Linked DNA regions of Homo sapiens: all the other regions are linked to region 4. The links are chromatin contacts, found by Hi-C or POLR2A ChIA-PET in ENCODE. All regions are on one chromosome and are shown on one strand. The core of a region is the stretch at or near the end of the contact, and the rest is flanking DNA. Distances in the headings are between cores, read along the strand shown. Region 1 overlaps KALRN (kalirin RhoGEF kinase). Region 2 holds the start of MYLK (myosin light chain kinase). Region 3 overlaps KALRN (kalirin RhoGEF kinase). Region 4 holds the start of KALRN (kalirin RhoGEF kinase).

What was found. Hi-C counts contacts between places; a loop is a spot of excess contacts on that map. ChIA-PET counts read pairs that join two places held with the same protein, here RNA polymerase II (POLR2A). Pooled maps may share reads with other maps.
Region 1: a loop to region 4 is called in a map of spleen, with 3 times the contacts of the local background. The contact joins the enhancer-like site here to the promoter of KALRN in region 4. A Hi-C loop is called at or near these places in 6 of 168 maps with a recorded cell type or tissue (Caco-2, cardiac septum, heart left ventricle and 3 more), 1 of 37 single-sample maps with no recorded cell type and 11 of 50 pooled maps. POLR2A ChIA-PET finds 5 or more read pairs at or near these places in 3 of 52 experiments (A673, AG04449 and activated CD4-positive, alpha-beta T cell).
Region 2: a loop to region 4 is called in a pooled map, with 4 times the contacts of the local background. The contact joins the promoter of MYLK here to the promoter of KALRN in region 4. A Hi-C loop is called at or near these places in 5 of 50 pooled maps. POLR2A ChIA-PET finds 5 or more read pairs at or near these places in 2 of 52 experiments (BJ and WTC11).
Region 3: a loop to region 4 is called in a pooled map, with 2.3 times the contacts of the local background. The contact joins the enhancer-like site here to the promoter of KALRN in region 4. A Hi-C loop is called at or near these places in 2 of 50 pooled maps. POLR2A ChIA-PET finds 5 or more read pairs at or near these places in 3 of 52 experiments (GM12878, Panc1 and SK-N-SH).

The regions. Positions count from the first base shown.
Region 1 is chr3:124,246,198-124,251,981 of GRCh38, reverse strand. All of the region lies in intron 3 of KALRN (kalirin RhoGEF kinase), which reads right to left. Among named protein-coding and RNA genes, the nearest start is that of MIR5002, 120 kb to the right of the region's middle. RefSeq lists an enhancer at 2,946-4,145. Within about 2 kb of position 3,126, at least 20 of the 41 ENCODE cell types and tissues checked have a DNase peak (open chromatin) inside an H3K27ac peak, as active enhancers do; they include heart left ventricle, psoas muscle and spleen, where a contact is called at or near this core.
Region 2 is chr3:123,880,024-123,885,791 of GRCh38, reverse strand. MYLK (myosin light chain kinase) reads left to right here and starts at 1,460. Exons shown (of 34, transcript NM_053025.4): 1 at 1,460-1,586. It also overlaps a transcript of CCDC14 not described here. RefSeq lists a silencer at 1,421-1,580.
Region 3 is chr3:124,199,955-124,206,032 of GRCh38, reverse strand. The region is part of intron 1 of KALRN (kalirin RhoGEF kinase); the gene reads right to left. Among named protein-coding and RNA genes, the nearest start is that of MIR5002, 70 kb to the right of the region's middle. Within about 2 kb of position 3,117, at least 7 of the 41 ENCODE cell types and tissues checked have a DNase peak (open chromatin) inside an H3K27ac peak, as active enhancers do.
Region 4 is chr3:124,031,336-124,037,993 of GRCh38, reverse strand. KALRN (kalirin RhoGEF kinase) reads right to left here and starts at 4,625. Exons shown (of 60, transcript NM_001388419.1): 1 at 4,181-4,625. The coding sequence starts at 4,253. RefSeq lists a silencer at 4,650-5,109.

The DNA of each region.
Region 1 (5,784 bases), core at 1,877-4,376, 220 kb before region 4:
TCTGCTACCTAATTCTACACAAATAATACTATTAAAAAACAAAACAAAACAAAAACAAAAAGACCTCTCATTGCAAACACCTGGAACAGGGATGTGGTGGTTTCTCTTTTTCTCTTCCAGGCAGAGTGTGGTAAAGTATTCAATAGCACAGACTCAGGTCCCAGGGTCACACCCAACATTCCCAGGTATAGCCATAAAGTGACAGGTCCAGAGGCCTAAAATCACTCAGCGGGATCTCTGCATCCAAATCCCAACTTGTCTTCAATGCTGCCTTTAAACAAAATATTCTACAAATCAAGTCCTCTCAAAAAGAACAAAGACAGTGGCTCACGCCTGTAATCCCAGCACTTTGGAAGGCTGCAACAGGCGACTTGCTTGAGCTCAGGGGTTCGAGACCAGCCTGGGCAAGATGTTGGAACCACGTCTCTACAAAAAAATACCAAAAGTAGCTGGGCAAGGTGGCGCATGCCTGTAGTCCCAGCTACTAGGGAGGCTGAGGTGGGAGGATAGCTTGAGCCCAGAAGGTGGAGGTGGCAGTAAGCCAAATTGCACTACTGCACTCCAGTCTGGGCAACAGAGCCAGACCCTGTCTCAAAAAAAAAGAAAAAAAGAAAAAAAAAAAAAAAGCAAAGACTTGCCATGCCACGCCGCAAACAGTCAAAAGAGCATCCCACAGCTGAAGGGAGCTCCCAAAGAGAGCTCCGGGAATGGCGGGGGTGACAGCAGGATCAGGCAAATGCACGCAGTCTTCCAAAGGATGTACACCTTGGAGGGACCAGCATGAGGCAGCTGCATAAACCCTGATGGGTTTGTCAATCAGTAAGGTCATTTTACAGCCTTACAGGCTCTGAAACACAACTCCTGTTCACCAAAGGAAGAGACCCACTTTCTGAATCAGAGTGGCTTGGGAGCACAGCATTTGTTTGGAAGGAGCTACTCTTAGCCAAGAGAAGACATGAAAACTGTGAAAGCACAAGAACCATTGCTCCTAGAGTCTGGTCTAGCTGGCTAGGGAGAGAAGGTGGCAAAGGGGTGGGTTCAGATGGGAGTGGGATGGAAACTGACATCCATTTCAGGACAGCAGCTTCCTGCCCTATTTCCCACCCTCCCTCACAGAGCTGTTCATCCCTTCCTTCTGGGCCATTCAGAACATGCAGCAGAAATGAAATGGAAACCAAAGCACTACAGGGAAAGAAAGAACTGGAAACCAAAACCCACATAGCCCTCCCATTTTCCGCAGCCCTCCTCAGACAACCCCCAAGGTACTCTCTTCTGGCCTTCTCTACCCTCTCCTTCTTTCCCGCTCCCCACTCCCCTTAGTCAGGCTATATGAAAAACAATTCATCTTTTAACTTTAAAAAATATCATTATGATCATAGCACATATATCTGTGACAAAGACTGTGACCTGTCTAAGCACAGTGCCTCAGCCACCCCACTGTAAGACACAAGGAGCCTTTCTAAAACGTGGAGTAAGAGAAGAGAGCTGAGGGGACTCAAGAGAAATGGCAACAGTGCAGCCATGGGCTGCCTCCCACTCAGGTGCTGCACCCGACCTGTCCAGGAGACAGAGCAGCAACTCTCCCAGGCTTGGCCTACTACCATGCCATCACCACTCCTCATTCTCTTGTCACACCCCCACCTCTCCCTGCCCTCTCACAGGAACCCCCACACACTCTCCAGCTGGGCTCTGGTTTCCTGGCAGGCCAGGTGGAATCCTCATTAATAAACCACATGTTTCCTCCAGGAAACAGTCCTTGCTGTGGCTTGCACACACCTCCTCTCCTTCCCTCCTCCTCTTTCTCCTTAAGTAGCAGTCACATTCTTGAAAGCCCAGTGCTCTTTGCCTGCAGCACGCAGACACATGCACAACCATCCCCACCAACACACAATGCAACACGCCACACAAAGCCACCCCCCCCAGGCCATGCCCACTGGGTTTTACCAACCAGTGCAGGAGCTCTATTTCCTGCAGGGCAGGCGGCTGTTACCCTCTAGCTAGCCTGCCTTCCCTCTGACACACAGCCAGGGTTGCCCTGGCAGAGGGGACTGATGAGATCCCCATGGTTTACATGGAGGAAAAACCTTGTGATGGCTCAGACACTAGTGGGAACCTGGGAATTACAAGGGAGGTCAAAGAGCTGGAGTCGGGGAGCCCTGTGGGAGGTGAAGGCTTGCATGTTTGGATCTTGAAATGGAACAGGGAGGACCAAGGGCTCCAGGTCTTTGCTCCAAATCAGAATAAACTAGGCTGCCCCCATGCATAACTAGCTCAGAAGCTCAGGAAGCTCACATATAGGGTGGAAGAATCCCTCCACATATGACTTCATAGAGGCCCTTATCCTGTGCATGCTGCTCTAGGCACCCTGCTGTCCCACAGGCAGGGTCTATGTTAGGGGGCAGTGTATGTATGATTGCAGCAAGCTCAGGACTGGTACCCTAGCCAGCTGGAGGACCCTGAGCCCATGACTGGACCCCTTTAGACAGCATTCTACTCTTTTTAAAAGAAAGAGTTGGCCTGGCAGACCTCTACAGCTTCTTCCTGCCTTTAAGCTCCAGAATTCCAATTCATCTATTTCCTTTACAATCCAGGTCAGATTTTTACCACCAGTAAATTATGTCTGATTACGTCCATTTAACTGACATGCTTGTGTGGCTGCTGCCTTGGAAGCTTTCAGTTTTTGTCTTCTCCTGTGGATTCTGAAACCTTAACCAGACCACAAACCTCCTGAAGGCAAGAACTGGGTCCCTCCCCCATTCCCCACCCCATTAATCTGCAAATTCAGCCAAGAGATCATTTGACCATTCCCTCTGAGTTTGTGTGTATGTAAGAACTAAACAAGTGTCCTGTGTATCCACAGAATTAAATCTGAACCAATGTGCAATCTTCCCAATGCAGCACTCCTTCATAGTCAGAGCTGCAAGAGGGTGAGGAATGGTCTTGCTTTCCTCCAAGTTCAAAACAGGGAGTTTCTCTTCAGCCAATGAGGGTGAAGCCTGAATTTCCTGCAAAGGAAAACAGCTTATGGTCTGGAGATCCAGGACATTCTCTTCCTGTGTAGGGAACCAGGGTGGAGTGCATCACAGGACAAGGTTCAGACCTTGTCTCAGGCACCAGGCCAAAACCTGGCACATGCATTACTAGCGATGGAAACAGATAAAATTCCAGCTCCGGACAGAACAGTCTGGGAGATGCAAGGGAGAAAAATGTACTGATTTTAGAGTTTTTTAGTAGCTCTCAAAACCAAGGCTGGTCCTCACTTGACCTAGAACAAATGGGAAATGCAGAGAGGAAGGAGGCTCTGAGAGAAAAGGAAAGAGGGGCCAGGGCCATCAGGACACATGCTTGAATTACGTCAGTAAATTATCCGAAAAACATTCATCCTTGCTGAGTCACCATGGCTGACAAAGTGCTCCCATCTAAGTTCCAGGAGAAATGGGGCTGGCTGTCATACTTGCTTAATTTAGAAACAAGAATATAGCTCCTTGGTGAGACTGAGTCCACTGCTAGTTCCCTCGCAGGTACATCCATGCTCCGTCCCCTGGCAGAAGGCTCTGCCCCACTCTGCCACAGTGCCAGTCCACCCACCTCTGGCCTGGGTAACCCCCTGTGGTCACAGCCCCGGACAGAGGAAAGAGAACCTCCTGAAGGAAACCTCAGTCTGGCCTCAGGTACTTCATGTCTGAAATAGAGATCCCGGCATTGGCCCTAAGGAGTATGGGGGGGGTGAAGCCCTCTCCTTTTTCCTTGGGGAGCCTCCAGTCTAATTGAATTCAGCCAGTTTGCAAGGTGGTGCTCCACACCCTCAGGGGCAAGAAACAAAACCAACCATTCCAACCTGCAAGAGGTTCACCACCTATCAGAGAGAAAGTTGTGTGGTTTCTCTCAGGACACTCAGATCTCATAGAAGGGATGGGACTCACCCCCATTATATGAGTTTTCCAGATTCAAAAATCTTTAAATGCTGTTCAAATCACTTGTTTTGTTTAGGTAATGCTGGACTTTTGAGAACAAAATTCTGAATAAATCTTTTTTTCTAAAGCAATCTAAGAAAACATGAGATGGGGTGGAGAAGGCGAGGGGGAGACTTTTTTTTTTCAATACAAGTGACAGAGGCAAACTGGTACAGAAATCTTCTGCAACTGATGAGTGCCTACACCCAAGCTAAATTCTCTGCAACAGAAACCCTAGATAGTTTTGTTTTTCTTGTACTCATCTTCCATGTTGAGAGAAAGAAAATATTGTCTGGAAAGGAAGGTCTGAAAAGACAAATTATCTTCAATGTTTTATCTTCAATGTTTGTGGCTGATGAAAAAGGTCAGGGGGACAGTGGGAGCTCCAAGAGATAAGTTCGCTTGGGGCACTGCAACTTCAGATCTACCAAAGATGAAGGCAAAACCAACAGGAATGTTTTTTGTTAGTGTTTTAGTTTTTTTAAATTTGATTTTATTTTAAAAAGAATTATTATAGAAACACCACACTATTTATATCCCCAAAATAGCATTATTATAAAATTCCCAGTTTCAACATAGCAGGTGAAACATTTTCACAAACATTATTTTATCTATCATTTACTACAGTTCTTTGAGAAAGATTGTATCAAACTCACTTGTAGTTGAAGAAGAGTAATCCTTGCTTATTGGTTGCTTAAATTTCAGTGTTTCAATAAAATTTTAAACAGTAAAGCTTGGAAAATCCCAGATTTAATGAGGAGAGAACCAGAATAGAACCATTGGAGCCTCTGACAAAACCCATCTATGTCTTCTTGGGCAACTGAGCTCAGGTACTCTACCACTTGGTGGCAGCACACCTAAACTGCCAGAAGAGTGTACAATAAAGGCAGTCTCTACAAAACTGAAGTGTCGTAACATAGAGTGTCCGTATCAAATATATGCCTGAAAACATACTCAACCCCAAACATCAGTGAAGGGCACATAATCAGACTTAACCAATGATAAGTAAAGAGAGAAATAGAAAACACAGTGAAAATGATATGTAATGGGGGAAAGAGAAACAGCCCCAAATCTGGATCCCCATAACTGAAAAACACATCCTTTTCCCCAGATGCTAGGCTGTCTCTCCAGCATCTATATTCAGGGAACTCTCTTATTTTCAATATTCCAGCCAAATGAATCCCAGCTAAATTTAACTCATCCTGATTACCTACCACAAACTCCAGAAACACCTGAATGCATTGGATCTTATTTCACCTGACATTGAAGTTGACCTAATCAAGGTGACACCAGACACTTCAGCTTCCTAATCAGCCTGCTCTTGGTGAGCCATAGACAACAGTAGCCTAAAAGAGAAATTAAATGACCACATCTAGGCTTTCCAGGCTCATTCAACATTGCTGCCCAGAAAGGCCTTTCTCCATAAAAGGCAGATAAGGACACCAGTTCTGATAAACACAAAAGAGGTTAACCACTTTAAGCCATGCCAGAACTGACTACACAACCAGCCAAGGAGCTGAAACACATCCAGAGGCAAAACTAAAGAATCACCAAGGGCAAAAAAAAACAAGCAAGCCCTTTTTAGATTTCATATCAGATCCTAACTTTAATGTGCGCTCCCTGTTAAGGGGCCATATTAGTTTAGGAAAGTAAAAGGAATCCTTGCCTGGGAGGCCCTGCAGAGCAGGCCCTGTGACCAATCCCTTTAGTCTTTCCAAAGTCAGGATAAGGTTTAGGTACACAATATATGGCCCTAAGTTAGGGTCATTGATGATGGTGATAAGAATGTTTGCACAATGGTGCCTGGGCAATGGTGAGCAAATAAATTTAG
Region 2 (5,768 bases), core at 211-2,710, 150 kb after region 4:
ATCTAGGAATTGAGCATCGACGGCTGTTAACCTCAAAAAAGAGCAAACACCAGACATCATGATCATGTACCTCTTGAAGAAAAGAACACACAACCATCTATAATCTTACAAAAGACATCAAACTTCAGTCTGAGGAAGACCCTGGATCAGCTGCCAACTTGCTGTCAATACAGAGGACAGAGAAACATGCTGAATTGCCTCATGAATGTGCAACCCCCAGACTCTGGAAAACCTCACAGATCAAGGGCTTAAGTTATTTAACAAATAATTGTAAGGAAAAGACTGAAAAGGCAAATCAAATTAAAAAAAAAAAGAGTGGGGGGAGGGGTAAGGTGCACCCTTGGAAGATACCAAGAAAAACAAAAGCAGCAGAAGTGACTACATGAAAGTCAGGTTAGTGGTTACTTTTGGGAGGAGGGAGAAAGGGGGTTGTCATTGAGGTAGGGCACATGGAGAGGCTCCTGGGGTGGCTGGCAGAGTTCTATTTCTTGATCCAGGTGGTGATTACAAGGATGTTCCCTTTATAATAATTCACTAGTCTATATATCTATATATTTGTTTTTTGTGGTTTTCTGTATTTATGTTTTATTTTACAATTAAAAAATTTTTAAAAACACTCCTTAACCTGCAGTAAACAGTTTTTTTAAAAAAAACAAAAGAAGGTCCAAGTGAAGAGATCAGAAGCTATAAAATATTTCATATTGGGTGCAAACTAAATATAAAGCAAGCCAAAACCAGAAACACCTCCTCCCCCTCCCCTCCCCCCCCTCCCCTTTCCCCTTTTTTAATTTAAAGAACTTTGTAGGTATCTTCCAAACCAATGAGAGATTCTTAACACACACAAAGGGAGGATGTCAGAGGAACCATGGGGCTGAGTTGCACCACTGGAGGATGTCTGAAAAAAACTACATAGACAACCTTCCAGCACTAAAACTTTAGCCCCATGGTTCCGCTGACATCTTCATTTTACAGATTAGAAAACTGAGGCCCAGAGGCAGCCAGTGTCTCATGCACGCTCACGAAGCTAGCATCAGACCCCGACCTAAGGCCTAGGTCTCCCAGTGTAGGACTAAGACACGCACCAAGACAGTACCAGCCCGCTGACCGCCGCCTGCGAGGAGTTAACTGGGGCGGTGCAGGATAAGTGCGAGGGGGGCCCGGGTCTGGCGCTAGGTTTGGCTGCGGATTCTCCGCTCCGGACTCCGAGGCAGAAGGCGGGTGGGCGTGGCGGGAAGGGCAGCAGGTCCACTCCCCGAGCGCTATGCAAATGTCATGCAAATCAGTGCATGGGGGCTGGAGCGGGTGGTTTGAGTCCTGACCCCGTAGCGCCGCGCTCTCACTCGCTCTCCTCAGCGCGCGTCCGCTCTCCGCTCTCCCACTTGCTCTCTCTCTCGCCGGTTCGCTCACCCCCGCCCCGCCCCGCCCCGCCCCGCCCTGCCCAGTCCCGGACGCGCCTCGCGGGCTCCCCGCGCCGCCCGGTCGGCAGCAGGGCGCTGAGCGAGCTCGGAGCCCGCGCTGTGCGCCTGCGGCCGGGGCGCCCCGCCGAGCGCCGGTGCCCCGGCTCCCGGGCCGCCTTCGCCGCGCGGGTGAGTGAGCCCGCCCCATGCTTTTGTCCAGGCGCGGGCCCTGGAAGTCAAGGCTCCGAGGGTGGGAGTTCTGGGTGGGGGCTGGGACCCCCACCGTCTGTGCCTCCCGACTCCCCTAATGGAGAGGGGCCCCGGGGTGCGGCGAGGAGTCAGGGGCGTAAGGAGACGACCCCAGTGACGCCAGGCTGCACGAGTTTTCTTTTGGGGAGATGAAGTGCTTGGGGACACTGATGCGATTGCCTTTCTAGGAATCATCCGAAGGGGGTGCCTTTGATTTGAGGGGCGGAGGAGAAGCGGACCCTTCTCCCAGCTCCCAGACCCTCGCTAGAGGACTCGGTGACGGCCTCTGGGAAGGGGGTGCCACGTGAAGGTCCTTCCAGCCCAAATGTGATTCCGGGAAGGTAGGGCGGGGAAGGCGGCCCGCGAGTGCCAGACCTGGCCATCCCAGGCGAAGCTGGGGCGCGGGCTTTGCAGACTTGTTCCTACTCCATACTCCTCATTTAAGCTCCTTACCTCGCTCTGCCTCCTTCGCGTTAACTGGGGTCCCATTGTTGAGGGACCTTGTTCGCCGATGATTGCAGTTGGAAAGTTTTGGATAAACTTCTCAGGAGATGTGAGTTGTCAATGGTTGAGGTAGACCCCTCCCTGGAACTTATGGAACTAAAACCCTTCAAGACCCAAAGGACTGAATTTCTAGGAGTGGCATTGCAGATGTGAAGATGGGCTGATGGGGAAATGGTTTCAAGGATATATATTTTTTTTAGATTGGGGTGTGTGTGTTGGGGTGCGGGGCACTTTCTATTTCGTAGCCAGAAGGAGAAGACCCAGCTCTACTAGAGTCTAGAGGGAGTAAAATTAGCTGTTGTGATTCAGGGAGCTGGGTGGGTGTAGGGAAACACCTGGGCAGTGGGCATGATGCCAGACCTCAGGCCGTTGGTTTTTACCATCCCTCCTCTCCCCAAGTGCAAAGACCAGAGTATATGCAATGACCCGCCCACCCCACAGCCTTTGAGAGCCTGCCCTGGAGCTGCATCCCCCTTCCAAGAGAGGCTGTGTTCTTCTCCACCTGAATGGAATACTTTTTGTCAAAATGCACTTATCAATAAATTATTTCCAGATGGTGGGCTTAGGAGGACCATTTGGGGAACCCCGCCCACACTTCAAAGAATCAGGAATCAACAATGCAAGTCTCTGGGAGAAGTGTAGGTGCATCTGGTGACTTTACTAGGTTCCTACAAGGCATTTAGGGTTCTAATAGAACTGTTTTCTTTTCTCTTAAATTCTTGACCTCCTTCTCTCTTCCGTGATTCTCTTAGTCTCTTCCCCGCCTGCACACTGTGGGACTGTGGAGGATGATGCTGCTGGCACCACAGTGCTCTAGGGCAGCATGGAATTTTCCTTCCTGCCCAGAGTGAGGTTACCCCTTTTTCTCCCACTCTCAGTGGGCCAGGAGCCTTGGGTCTGGGAGGAACCTGAGCAGTTGGTCCTGGGTCCGGAGTGGTTGGACTCTGGATGCTGGATTGGGTAGCGGGTACTCTGGGGACATGCACAAGAGCTTTTTTTGCCAAGATGTGCAGGTCTGTCTCATTGTTCACTGATGATACAAAGGATGCTGGACCTCATTTGCAGCTAAGCATGAGCTTGGAGAACCACCCCACAGTGGGGAAGCATTTATGCTGGTTTATCTCCCATGTTCAGTTTCTTTTGTGTAATAACTGGCTAGCTGAGGAGGAGGGTAGCTGCAGCATTGTAGATGTTTCCTTGTCTTATTTTTATTTTTATTTTTTATTTTGAGACAGGGTCTGGCTCTGTTGCCCAGGCTGGAGTACAGTGGCGTGATCTCAGCTCACTGCAACCTTGACCTACCAGGCTCAAGGAATCCTCCACCTCAGCCTCCTGAGTAGCAGGGACTACAGGTGTGTGCCACCACACCTGGCTAGTTTTTTGGATTTTTTGTAGAGATGGGGTCCTACCATGTTGTCCATACTAGTCTAATGGGCTCAAGTGATCGCCCACCTCTGCCTCCCAAAGTGCTGGGTTACAGGCATGAGCCACTGCACCCAGCCAGAGTAGTTGCTGTTTGTGTGAGGTTTGCTCACCCCTTCATCAGGGGCTGCTTCCCCAGGGGCCAGATCTTAGAAAACATATGCAGAGCAGACTAGGCCTTGGAACATTCCTAGGCTAACTGGTAAGGCCAGGTGGCCCCACCTGCTGCCTGAAAATGGTAGACAGACAGCTACAGTCACTGCAGAGGAGGGGCTCCTGGCTGGCAGGTGGCGGGGGTAATCTGCTGAGAAGGCTTGTCAGAGAAGGAGGTGACCCAGATGGTGCAGAGGGGAGAGGCCTTTGAGTTCCAAGGGTGGGGAAAGGTTCTGGGTCTCTGGCTAGGGAGATCTTTGCTGGTCTCAGAGGCATAGATTGTGAATGCGCTGGGGTCACCATATACTCAGTGTCTTTGAGAATGACCCCTTGCTTTTATCCTCAAAATATAAGATGAGCCTAGAGTTTGAAACACAACTAGTTGGCTTGTCTGTCTTTTAGGAAGTTCATAAGGTGGGGTGGGGGTTTCAGAATGCAGCCTTGCTTGGGGACATGGGTACAGTGTCCCATGAGTATGGGGTGTCTTATTTAGTATCTTTCTGAGAACAATACTTGGGAGTCTGGAAATATAAGCCTACTTGGAAGCCCAGCTGCACCTCTCACAGCTCAAACCAACCCACACAGGCTGGGAGATTGTTCATTCTTAAAAGCTTCCTGTCCTGTCTTTTCAGCAAATGTAGTAAAATTTAGAAACAACACTTAAAAAGTATCCTTTCCCAACAAAAGACAATGTCCTCGCTCAACTTGGCCAGCAGAGGGTGCATGCAGAGGACATGAGGCAGGGCCATTTGCATGGAAAATGTCCATGTGGATGCTTAGGCCTGAGCAGGGTCTATTGGGTGGCCTGAGTGCTCAGAATCAAGGAACCGTCCAGCAGTGAGCCAGAGTGGGACAGAACGATGTCACTGTGATGAGCTCCTATGCCATGTGACTTCTATCTCTTCCCTGTGCTCCCCCAGCCTCCTACCTTACAAGCAGGCAGACATGGTTGTGCGGGGAAGCAGTGCCCATACAAGCCACGCCCCTCTCCCACCTGCACCATTCTGCAGATGGATTCTCTTTATTCTTCCTTGAGTTTTGGCTGCACACTTTTCCATTCGTTTGATGCCAACAGGTTGAGCAAATGCATTCCCCTCACAAACTCAAGGTGGGTGGACCTCCGTATTTGCACTGCGGGCCAACAGGTGCATCCCTCCTCCTTGTTGCATGCACCTGGTGTGTGAGGGCTGCAGCCCCCATGAAATTTACTGACAGCCAGCCCAGTCAGCTGGGGCAGGAGGAGAGCCAGCAACAGTTGCTGCCTCATGGGCTGGAAGGTAAGGCTGTGTTTCCAGATGCTCCCACCACCTTCTTTTCCCTGCCCTCCTGCTCACTGTACTTCAGTGTCTGAGGGTGAATGGGCACCCCACTAGGGAGCTGTGGAAATTTTTGTGTAGATCCAGCTTCTTAGATTTCCCACGTTGTCCCCATCCCCCCTCTGTTGGTACTTCCTTGCCCCCCTTCCACCCTCTGCTCCTCTCCTTCCCTGGGTCTTCAGTGCAGAGCCCTCTGGAGACAGAAAGCCCCTTTGGAGACAAAAGAAAAGGGATGAGGAGAGGATTTCCTTTTCTTTCAGACCTGCTTCTTGATTTTTTTTCCCTTGGCTCTGGGCGCTCAGATCTGATGCTAATTTGTTAATCCAGGACCTTATGGGTTATTTCTCATAATCTTTGGGGGAACCGAACACCTGCAACTTGGGGCTTTTATAGTTGAGGATGCTGTTTACCTTTCTTGTTTTCAGAGATGAGGATTTCTGATGTATAGTAGGTCTCATTCAGGTTTCTGGCAGGAGGAGGCAGCCAGGCAGAATGTGATCTTTGGTGTTAAACTTGGGTTCAGTTCCATCCCATTCACTTACTGGCTGGGTGTTCTTGGGCATGGGTTTTAACCTCTGTGAGCTGACTTGAGTTTTGTCATCTGACAATGAGGGCGGTTATAAAAATTAAATGAATATAGGAATATAAATAGGCACAAAACAAAGAATAGCTTTTATTATATATACCGGGCAGTGTTCTCCAGGTCTATATAATGACTTGTAAATCA
Region 3 (6,078 bases), core at 1,868-4,367, 170 kb before region 4:
CTATCTCTACCTCAAAATCTTATGTCAGGTGTTAATGTATTTTATAAAGAATACACATGGTTTCTTTAAAAGCAACAAGAATATGTCAGTGATCTAGGTACAAAAACGGCAGGAGAACTCAAAGAGAAACAGAATAATGAGCACAGGGGAGGGGAAAACTTGGAAGAATTTAGATACCAGCTGCCAGGGATTTGACAGGTCCTCCATTCTTCTCCCTAAGAGTTCCTCCACTCTCACACCTCTTACAAACACACGTGAAAGTATCAGGTAAATTTTAGAGAGCGATATGAACATAAGGTACTATACTGTTATTGTTCTGATTCCCAAATCTAAATATTTGACCTTGTTTTTCAACCAGTTGCATCTCCAACCTCCAGTAGGTGTTTCCATTAAATGGTACCCAAAGTTCAAAACTCTCCCGCTATCTTCTACTCTGTGTCTCTAGCATTTCAGGGAGGGGAAGAATCATTTGCTTCATACCATATGCCAGGCCCATTATAGTAACTGCCTCATTAAATCCTCTCATATTATTTCATGAGATAGATATTATTGTCTGCATTTCATAGATGTGAAAACTGAGGCTCATAGAAGTCAAATGATTTGCCCAAGGTCACACGACTGTCAAGTAGGAGCTGCGAGAGCGATTTTCATTTGTGTAAAATATCACACCTGATTGGAGTGCTCCCTAAAACAGTTATCTACACCTGGTGGTGTGCTAGAGCCTGCTTGTTCTGGTTTCTGAGAACTAATTGTAATTTTCAGAATTTTTGCCAGCTCGTTGTTAAACAGGTTGGTAGCTTGAAATCTGCTATGATAGGAGTATTTACACAATAGAAATCAGCAAATGTTACAAACACCACAACCAGGGCTTTTATTCTTCCCTGGAAACATTGCCAGCACGTCACTGACTATGCCTTCCTATTTGGACCAGTATGGCAAGGCAACACTATGTCCTGACGCTGTTTTGTTGGAATTTCAGGACCAATAATAAGGAAATAATTCCTGGATTGCAGACTTTGCAAACAAAAACTTGAAACAGTAAAAGCAAATGTTACAAAGACACAAGGGAATGAGGAAGAAGTATGTCTCCCTTAACACAGCTCAACCTTCTGACAGTTCCATGAGGAGTTCTCCTAATAAGCTGATAAGAAATAATTTGGAAAGAAAATACTAGTTTTAGGTGGGGAGGCAGTTAAATTCTGGAGCAGTGCGGAGGACAGCTTTGGAAAGAAAGACCTTAGAGATTTAGTTTTTAAACTAAGAGATGGGGGAGGCATCACAGGTCCCTTGAGGTAAATTCTAAAACAGGGATTATTTTAAAAAAAGAAAAACGTGCAGTTAGCACATTAATGCAGCAGCACAGATAATCCAAAGCTGAAGATAAAATCACATGATGAATTCCAAAGCCAAAGATAAATGACTGGAATTTTTTTCTTTGATCTACACAACATTTAACTTCTTGAATCAAAGTGCATCTTAATTAGATGAGTATGCACCAATCCAATATCTGGAGAAAGGAGCATAGAAGCTTATGGAGTGGTTACAGGCAGTAAGCCTGCATTCATTTCTTTTTCTTTTAAAGTAAACACTCCACATGTGGAGAATAATCCCCATGTGAAAAATAAAGAAATTAGTGTTTTAATTTGTAGCCCACAGCAGTTTGTTCCTAAACCTGGCTGATCATCCCATTTGGTTTAGAAGATTTTTAAAAGTAGAAAATTTGGTATCTACATTTATATTTAGATTCAATGAGTCTAAAGAATTGTGTTTGCCAGAGCTGAACAGACTCATAAAAGCATAATGAACAGACTCATAAAAGCATAAGAGCAAAACAATAATTGTGGCAATTAAAGGGTCCTATGAAGAAACCTATGTAAGGTTGACTGGCCAGAGAACAGAAAAATACTTAGAACAGAGATCTACAGGGGATTCCCATTTTTGAAGAGGTTGCAATTACAGTGGCCCTTCAGTATACACAGAAGTTTGGTTCCAGGACCTCCGCGTATACCAAAACCCAAGAATACATACTCATGTCCTGCAGTTGAGGACCCTATGGAACTCACATATTTGAAAAGACAGCCCTCCATATACAAGAGCTTCACATCCTGCAAATATTGTATTTTCAATTTGCATTTGGTTGAAAAAATCCATGTATAAGTGGACCCACGCAATTCAAACCCGTGTTGCTCACATAGATCTAGCAGGACTCTGAGTGTAAGGTAGAAAGGCTAATTGCCATTTGTTAGCTACCTTTGGAGGGCAATTACTTAATGTCTCTGAGTCTCAGAATCCTCAACTGTAAAATGGGAAGACTCCTGAATTGGTAGGTTACTGGAAGACAGAAAGCACCTATCACAATTCCTGGCATAGAGGAGGTCAGTGTTAGTTATTGCCCTATTATTATTATTTTTCTTTATCACTCGGCTTTGGGAACATTATTCCAAGCAATACGTATAAAGCCATGGAAGCTGCTGCCTGGGTCCCTCCAACCTCTCTCTTCCAGCAGCAGCCCATGGCAGGCTCCAGCAGTCCCCTGAGGACAATAGAAGATGCTAATCACAGCACCAGTAGTCAGAAAACAAGATATCAGCTTTAGCCTGGCTCTGCCCTCAACTCACTACATGACCTGAAACCCAGCCTCCTGGTTCCCTTGGTCTTAATTTCCATCCCCACCAAATGGGCACAATCAAATAGAACCTGTCTTGGTCAGAAGTGCTAATGAAGAGCCCAGGAGAATGGGTTAATGAGAAGGCTGACTCTCAGCTCAGGGATAACGAGCCAGACTATCACTGTCCCTGGGAGCTTTCCCTCCCTGGTCAGGGAGAATGTTGGCACCCCAAACTGCTGCACTGAGTTTCAGCTAATTGGAAGCTTGATGACCGATGACACCAGGTTTCTGGGAAACAAATGATCTCTCTATCCTCAAAGTTCTGCAGTGAGGAGGAAGGAGGAGTGGGAACTTCCCCAGAGTACTGCAACCAAGGTTCCTGGGGGCAGCACATAAAACATTAATGGAACTTGAGCAACCACCAGAACTGTCAGGGAGGAAAGGAAACAAGAAAGCTGCGAGTGGAGAGTGCTGACGGCCCAGCCTGCCAGCTGGCACGACACACTGCAAATGAGATGCAGACAGCCAGAAGGGCAGCAGGATAGCCTCAGAGGACCACAGCAGCATTGAGAGCTCCAGAGACTCTAGAAGATTCTCAGGAATTAAGGGAATCACATTTTGTACTCTCCAGAGGGGAAGAGGTGTGTCTTGAAGAAAAGGTGATGAAGCAAAAGTATGGTGGAAGGGCCCCCATTGTATCTGTTGTAAGAAATAATCACAGAAGGGACAAGCAAATACCACAAATGGAGCAGGCAGGCTGGAAGGGTGGATAGAGAGCCCCACAGAAGGTGAAGGAAAAGAGACCAGGAGGAGGAGGAGGAGGGAGGGTTCAAAGAAAATTAGGTTACCCGACTTCTCATTAAAAAACTAGGGTAGGCTGCACGGTGGCTCAAACCTGTAATCCCAGCACTTTGGGAGGCCTAGCCAGGCAGATCACTTGAGCCCATGAGTTTGAGACCAGCCTGGGCAATGTGGTGAAACACCCATTTCTACAAAGAATACAAAAATTAGCTGGGCATGGTGGCACGCACCTATAGTCCCAGCTACTTGGGAGGGTGAGGTGGGAAAATCGCTTGAGCCTGGGAGGTTGAGGCTGCAGTGACCTGTGATCGCACCACTGCAATCCAGCCTTGGTGACACAGTGAGACCCAGTCTCAAAAAAACAAAACAAACAAAAAAACTAAAGTGAAGTGGCTGCCACTTCTCTACACAAAGAGGGAACTTTCCAGATCTTCATGCTGATGTTTTTCCTAATGTAAAATTTCCAAATCACTTCCATGTAGATGAAACATGCCAAGCACATAAAATTTCATACTTGCAACCTGAGCTAGCTCTGAAGCTGCTGTGCTTTCCCCTGCAAGTGAAGGGAGGTAGGAGACAGGAAGAAGTGGGACTGATTAGATGTGACAAGAAGTGCTTCCCACTCCGCCCCAGCATCTGGCCCAGCCTGGCCCCATCACAGGGCTCCAGCTGGCCCCAGACTGCTGAGTGCATGAGCCTCGTTTTCAGCAGCTGCTGGTCAGGGCTCCAAGGGCCAAACCTAGCTAGAGACATAGATGTGGCCCAAGTAAAAGCCACTTCTCCCCCAAGACAGGAACCACTCCCTTAGCTGCATTTATAGACTTAATTTATAAGTCCTCAAAAGTTAAACATTCTCAAAAAGCAAACACTCCCAGGTCTATCACTTGTTTATGCTCAGTGTCCTCCATTAGATTAGGAGCACCCAGGGGGAGGTCTACACATCTGCCTTCCCACAAGGAGCTCTAGGAGGATGGAGATCACATCCATCAACCTGTACAGACCACAGCATAGCCACCATACACCAAGACTTTATAAATGTTTTTTGACGAGAACAGCATTTTAAATCCTTTTTTTTTCCAAAGGATTCTATTTCAGGAAGGGAAAATTTCTGAATACTAGTGATGTTTTCTTATTTCCTAAAAAAGAAAACACACACAAAGCTCCAGTCCTCCAGGGGAAGTGCCAAGACACTGGAGTGACCAGGAGCTAAGCCAGATGGAGTCAAGGACAGCCATTGTTCCTCCTGCAAGGAAGGGATGGCCTGCACCATGCAGCATCTCCACCAGCTTCTGAGCCCAAGTTCAGCCGGGACTTCCCAGACTTCAGAATCCTACATTAGGATTTGGCAGAGAGTCACGGAAAGCTCTACCATAATGGCTTAAACAAGTAAGGTGCTTATTTGTCTTAAGTAAGAGGTTGGACCTGGCATTCCAGAGCTGCCTCAATGGTGGCTGTTGTCTTATACGTGGCCTTTGTCTCTTGGTCACAAGATGGCTGCAGAATCTCCTGGCATCATATCCCCATTCTAGGGAGGAAGGAGGGTGAAAAGCAAATAGCTTTTTCTTTGGATGGCTTTACCTTTATTTAGGAAGAGAAGATCACCCATTGGCTTGTGCCTGTATATCAATAGTCAAAATTGTGTCACATCTTCCTTAGTGCCAAGGGAAGCTGGGAAGTTAAGTATTTCACTCTCTATCCTTGATAATAAAGGAAGGAAAGAGGTTTTTGGAATAGATATTAAGTACACTAACCTGCATTATCTATGCCATACATACGGATTCACAAATCAAAAGGACACTTACACCACCCTCCCAAGAGGGATGGTGTAGGGTGGCTCTTAATTTCTGCTCTCTCAATGTGAAAAGCTGTGAAAAAAATATACCCCAGACTTAGAAAAGCCTCTCAGGCTCCCAGATGTAACCCCTCCCATGTAACATGCTGAGTCACTTTTGCATGCATTCTCTCATGCATTGTTCACCACAATTCTCTAAGGCATGAACTACAGAATGAAAGTTTCTGTCCCCCTGCCCCAAATTTATATGTTGAAATTCTAAGTACGACGTGATGGTATTTAAAGATAGGCCTTTGGGAGATAATTAGGTCCTAAGGGCAAAGCCCTCATGAATGGGACTAGTGTTCTTTAAAAAAGACCCCAGAGAGCCCATTTGCCCCTGCTGCCATGACACACAGAAGGCATTATTCATGAGGAACATGCCCTCGCCAGACACTGAATCTGCAGGCACCTTGATCCTGGATTTCCCAGCCTTCAGAACTATGAGAAATAAAGGTTTGTTGTTTGTAAGCCACCCAGTTTATGGTATTTTGTTATAACAGCCCAAATGAACTAAGACAGCAGAGACGATTTATTCCACATTTATAAGTTGAGGGAGAGGCTCAGAAAGAAGTTACTTACCAAATATTCCACGGCTTACTAGTGGTAGCACCAGGTTAGGAACCCAGTTTTCTACTGTCAACCCAGTACTTTTTTCATTACACCACTGACCATCTTCTCACACTGCATACCTGAGTTTTGCAGCCACTGCTGCAGCCACCCACCTTCCTGTTTATGATGCTAGTTTCCCATTTCAAAATTTAGACATATGCAGAAGAGGATCGGTCATGGGGAATCTGGCAAATACCAGAGAAGGTTGAAAAACCTTTTCAGGAAC
Region 4 (6,658 bases), core at 3,376-5,875:
TCCTGTCTTGAGTCCCACATTTCCAACTGCTGACAAAACAACTCCATCTGGATTTCCCTGAGTCGCCCCCCCCATGCTTCATGTCCAAAGCTAACAACATTATCTGCCCTGCAAAACCAGGTCCTGTCTTCAACCAGCCCACACCTGTCCATCAGTCAGACACTGTCAGTCCTCTAGGCTCCTCAACCCAGCTACTTCATTTTCCTCATGGGCTTCATTTTCCTCTCCCCCATCACTAGATTATCAACAAGTCCCCACACTTATACCTCTAAAAATGTGTCTCAATGGCATCCCTGACTCCCCATCCTTTCTGCCACCAACCCAGACCAAAGCTCCTCCCCCTCACCTCCAGATCACTTTTGCATCTCCCTAGATTCTACCCTTCTCTTCTCCACTTATTAAATCATATTATCCCAGATTAACCTTTCCAAACACCACATTTTTCATGATGTGTCATTGTTCAAGAATCCATAATGACTCCCTACTGCCCCAGAATCAAATCCAATCTCCACTCTTGTGCTTTCAAGACTCTCCCTATTTGACCCTGCCCCACTTCTCCAATCCTGTTTCCCATTCCTCACTAACCTACATCTTCCTCTATGTCAGCCCAGGCTCTTCAATGCCCAAACTCCCATGTGCCACTGCCCATTCTTCATTCATCCTTCAAGGACCACCCGAAGTTCCACCTCCTCTGTAGTTCTGCCAACTTTTTAACTTATAGCACCACAACGCTTAGCAATAAATCTCTAATTGAACAGTAAATGTCAATCTTCTTCAGAAGTTCTTTGAGGACAGAGACCACTTCGAATATTTCTTTTGTGTTCCACAGCACCGTGGACAGCAGAAGCCTCTAGGGATAATTGAAAAGTTGTTTTTGATTGCTGGTCAATTGGTTTCTGGTCCCAGTTATCAGTTCCCATAACTCCCCTCCTCTGCCTCATAACTATGATCAATAAAATTACTGTAACACACTTTCTCAGGCTTGGAACAGAGAATTCCCAAGAAGACAATCTGGAGTCTACCAATCTAGAATAGTAGGCTGGGTAGGGTGGGATGTCTGTGTCCATGTGCACACAGGGAAGTGAGATTTAGGGAATCTAGCTTAACCAATTGGTCAAGGGATTGAAACACCAAAATGATCAGAAGAGGACAAACAAGGAACCAAAATGACAGAATAATTTGAAACATGCCTAATTAGAAGCACAGTATGCCAGAATTTTGACAAAGCAATTTCCAGTTTGGTCCTTGTGCATACAAAATTTTCCATCAGAAAGAAAGGGGTAACCCTGGTGCTAGGGACTTTGAAAATTTGTTTGAAGCTTTCTCAGTTGTTCAATAGAATACATTTATAATCTATCCAGCCTATCAGGTATAGTGCTATATTCCACAGAGATGGGAAATCAGAAGGGAGAAGGTTTAGAAACATGGCTTTTCTAAGCTTAAGAATCTCCACCAACGCATATGCATATGTTCATTGCAGCACTGTTCACAATAGCAAAGACATGGAATCAACCTAAATGCCCATCAATGGCAGACTAGATAAAGAAAATGTGGTACATGTACATCATGGAATACTATGCAGCCATAAAAAAGAATAAGATCATGCCCTTTGCAGCAACATGGATGGAGGTGGAGGCTGTTATCTTAAGCAAACTAACGCAGGAACAAAAAACCAAATACTTCATGTTCTCACTTATAAGTGAGAGTTAAACAATGAAAACACATGGACACAAAGAGAGGAATAACAAACACCGGAGCCTACTTGAGGGTGGAAGGTGGGAGGACAGAGAAAATCAGAAAAAATACCTATCAGGTACTATGCTTATTACCAAGGTGATGAAATAATCTGTATACGAAACCCCTGTGACACACAGTTTATCTATATAACCCATACATGTACCCCTGAACCTAAAATAAAAATTAACAACAAAAAATAAAAATAAAAAGAAGAAGAAGAATCCCCAGCAAGAGCCTAGGCTAGAGACCAGAAGTGTGGTGACAGTCAGTGAGCCAAGCATAGAGGGCCACACAGGGTGGATGTAGTCCTTGACCTACCCCCTCTTGCAACATGTTACAGGTCATCAGTCATTTCCAGCCTCATGCACCAATGACTTAACCTTTCTCTGATACTAAGTGCACATCAGACTTAGCTCAGCCACTGGGCTGCCCAAGGAGGAGGGAGAATATCCCCAACATAGGAATCCCACAGGAGACTGACCCCAGTCTGCTATTTATTCTGTGATTTGAGCCAGGGTTAGATAATGTGTGCCACACCTTGTGTTTTGAAAGGCCCTGGGAAAAGTAACACATTGGACTATTATTGGCCATTAACACTGTGTGAATTTATTATCAGAAATAAGCAAGCCTCCAGGAACTGAGCTCTGCTACGGGTGCCTGGAACAGAAAATGAACAGGACCTAGTGTTTGGATGATAGGAAAGGGGAAAGAGGAGTGGGCACCAAAAGGTAAAAGTGGAGTCCAGAAAGGGAAGGTGGGAAGGCTCACACTTCAAGATTTTTCCCTCAGAGCTAAGAAAATGCAGACTTTTGCCCCAGTTGGGAGGCAAGGGGGGTCAGCTGGGTTTTTGATTGACTGGTCAATTTGTTTCTAGTCCCAGTTATGAATTCCCATATCTCCCCTCCTCTGCCTCATAATGAGTATTTCTGAATATCACTTAGCCCCCAGAACCACCTTTTCCCTAGATTCCACCTCTTTAGAATCCATGCTTTTGGGTGCTGGGCTGTGTGTGTATGAGAGAGAGAGAGAGAAGAAAGAAAATAGAATCCATGTCTCGGAAGAGGAAGGAGGGAAGGAAGGAGGAAGAAAGAAAAGGAAAGAAGGCTTAGACCTGGGAAGCAGAATAGAATGACAGGGCTCCCTCTGATTTCCCCAGACCCTGGCACCAGCTCCTGTCCTCCAGTTTTTTCCTCTGCACATCAACTAGAGAATGAACATATGAGCCAATCAAGTCTTGACTTCCAAAGCCACAAGTCTCCCCCGCAAAGCACCCCACCCCCTTCCCTAGAGATGACCTCCAGGGCAAGGTAACAGGGTTAGGAAACAGATGGATGTGCAGAGACCCTCCAGAGCTAACCTGACCCCTGACCCCCACCAGTTCATGTCCTCTAATCCAACTTTCCAGAAGGGAGAGCAGATGCATGGGGCCCCGGTAACTTACTGGACTCCTTGGGACAAAGATTCCAGACAAAACTGTTTCAGACATGTGGGGAGATGGGGAGCTACACACAGAAGCTGGTGGAAGCCACAGGTACAGGGAGACGGGGAATCCCTGGCCATCAGAGAAACAGGGCCACAGGTGGTGGAAGATAAGGGTGGTCAGTGCCGGTTCTAGGGAGGGACTGTGTAGCCAGGGAGCAGGAGGAGCAATGGACCCGGGACTTGGACGATGGCAGGGGCGCAAAGAGCTAGAAAGACATCTCAGGGCTCTACACCTCACAGCAAGCAGAGACTTAGTGGGTGTGTATGAGAGGGACGCTAACTCACACTTCCAGGAATGAGTAATTCTTATGAATAGCTCCTCCGTTCCCAGAACTGAAGAGGAGGACAAGGGGGAGGTCCGAGGCGCCCACCGCCCTCCCAGCTGGGTCTGCCTCTCAAGTCAGAGGGACCAGCTCCCCACACGCACCAGGCGAGACCGATGTCTTCCGCCCCACTCCTGTCAGTCTGCAGCCGGCGCGGCTCCGGGTCCCCGCCGCCCCTCTGTGCACATCAGGGCCCCGGGCCCCCGACGGCGAGGAGGGGTGCCGACCCAGGGCGGCCGCCGGGAGCCCCGCTGACAGGCACAGGGGAGGGGGAGCCAAGGGAGGGGCCGGGACGCCGGTAGCCGGAGCGGCGCGCTGCAAAGTGAGCCAACACCGCCCATCCCCGCGCTCTGGGAGAAGGCGGTCCGAGGGGACCGCCTCCCACCTCCCCAACACAGACTCCCGCAACTGGGGTGAAGGCGGAGGGGCGCGGAGTTCCCAGCCCCCACGCCCTCCCCAGACGCAGCCAGCACTGCCATAACAACCAGAATCTCGGCAACTCCAGCCCCGACGCCGAGGGGGCACTGCCCCCCAACACGCACGCGGCAGCAACAGCCCTCCTTCCCCAAACTTGTCCGAGACGCCGCGTCCGAGGCAGTAGCCTTCAGCCCTGGCCCCCCGCGCCCTGCCCGGCTTACCTGTCCGGAAAAAGGCGTCCACGTCCGAGTCTGCTGCTCCTCCTTCCTCCGCTGCTCCCTCAGGGGGGTTCATGACTGTGGGAGGGCGTCCGCGGGCAGCCGGGAGCCGAAGAAGCCTGGGGCCGAGGGCTGCTCGGCGCCCGGTGGGCGGAGGGCGCGGGGCGCAGCTGCTGCGGCCGCAGAGCTGGCGGCCGCGGAGCTTCGAGGGCGGGCGTTGGGCGGCGGGGCTGGGGCAGAGGACGCTGAGCCTCCCTCAGGCGGAGGCGCGCGGCGGGCTGGGGGTGCCTGCCGCCAGCTCCCCCATGGTACCCCTTCCCCAGGGCGCTGGCCGCCTGCTGTCTGGCTGGGGCCGGGGCCCGGGGCCGGGGTGCGGGCTGCCTGGGCGCCCGCTGTCCCCCAGCAGCGGCAGCTGGCTCTCCTGCTCGCCCGTCTGCCTGTCTCTATTGTTCAGCCCTGCTCCGCTCTCTCCTCTTTATTTTTCCTCCTCCCTCCCACCCTCCCTGTCTCCCTACCTCCTCCCTCCCTCGCTCACTCGCTCACTCGCTACCTCCCTCCTTCGCTCGCTCGCTCTCTAGCTCCCCCTCTGGCTCCCGCCGCCGCCGCCGCCGCAGCAGCCGCCTCCCCAGCTCCTCCCCCGGCTCCCGCTCCCTCAGTCCCGGCCAACAATGACCCCGGGAGCGCCGAGCTGAATTGAAGCTCCGGCCGGGGCCGAGGGCTCGCTGCGGGCCCCCGGCGGCGCCTACGCCCCCAGTCCCAGCGGCCCCGCGCCGGCCTCCCGGGGAGCGGAGCCCGAGTCCCGAGCTATTGTTCGAGGCTGTGCTAGGCCGGCTTCCTGAGCTCCGCAGGAAAAGCCCGGGCCAGGGAGGGGGCGGGGCCGCCGGGCGAGCCCGGGGCTGCAGGGCACACGCCAGGCTTGTCCAGGGGGCTCTGCGGCCCGGGCGCTGCGCGCTCAGCTTCTCCGCTCGCGCCGCCGGTGCTCCTCCCGGCCCCGCGGCCACCTCCTCCGTCCACTCCACTCCCAGGTGTGTGAGGGGACCACCAGGCTGCCCGCCCGCCTTCTCTGGATCTTCAGATCGGTCTCCAAGCTGGACTGACCTGTCCCTAGAGGCCGGCCTTTCTTCCCCTCCTTCCTGACGAGCTCTCTTCTGTCTCCCTGCCCTCCTGAGCCTCTCACATTTTCCTCACCAGCTCGCCACAGTTTCTCTCCTTTTTATCTTTTCTCGTCCTTTTCCCCTTTTCAGCGCCCCTTTAAACATCTCCGCCTGTCTCTGTGACTCTTTGTCCAGTTTAATGCTCCTGTGATGTCTCCCTGCCTATCTCTCCCTCCCTCCGTCACTCTCTTGTCCCTCGTTTGTCTCTGTCCTGCCTCCGTACTTGGCCCGTATCTCCGCGCTCCTCTTGGACAGCTGTCAAAACTCTCTAATCCCTGGGGCCTTCTCGGTTTTGTTCTCCCTCATGTGAATGGAGAGATCCAGTTGGCCAGGAGGAAGGAGGTGTTACAGCAAGCTGAATTTCAATTAAAGTGGGGAGAGGGGCTGGGGAGGAATGGGGATGGCTGCAAAAAAGAAAACAGATGCTGTATGGGGTAATTAATGCGGTGATTGTATTGTGCCCATCAGTTTTTAAGCAATAATTAAACAATAATTAGCCAGTAGTGTGTTTATGGTTCTAGTGACTACAGAGCCCACCAAACAGAGGGTCTTTAAGACCTGAGTACTTAATAAGGTCTGCTGAGCGCTGTTCGCTGTTGCCTCATCCAGACAGATGGAGAAGTGGTGGCCTGACCTAATGTGTTAAAACACGCCTAATAGGAAAACCAGGTACTGGTCTGAAGTTAATGACTGCAACCCATCAGACAGAATCTCCTGGATCTGTTTGTCTCTAGTAACCTGTTTGGTTCCACCTCTCTCTGGGGGCCAAGGCAACTGGGGCCTATGCAGATCCACCAACTGTGTAAACTTGTAGCAAATAAAATGAATTAAATTAGTTTTTAGTGAACACTTTCTGGCTCCCTGTACGCATCACGTTCTTCACTGACACAAACAGTCTAATTTTTTTTCACCCATTAAAAAAAAGTACCTGTTTCCAACCTTGGATACACCTATCAGACCTGTCTCCAACCTTGAGTACATCTATCAGACCTCTGTAGTGACTCTGACATCACAAGTTCACTGCCCTGAGATCTAATTCATCTGGCCCTAGTATCTTGAACTGGCTTAAGATGCCCCTTTGCCTATGCCTTTTCTGACAATGAAAATACTTCTCATTTGTCTTTTCAAAATCTTCCTTCCCCTTAATCCTTTGCCTAACCCCTGGTCTGCTCCCCTACCCCCGCACACACATATGTGATGGCAGAGCTGCTATTAATTAATTGCCACCATTGTGCAGCTAAAGAACCAGTGGCCTGGCAAGGCATTAGCTCATCACAATTCAGAAGAAACATTACATGTTTAGAGGAAGGGTCATATCAAAATCTCA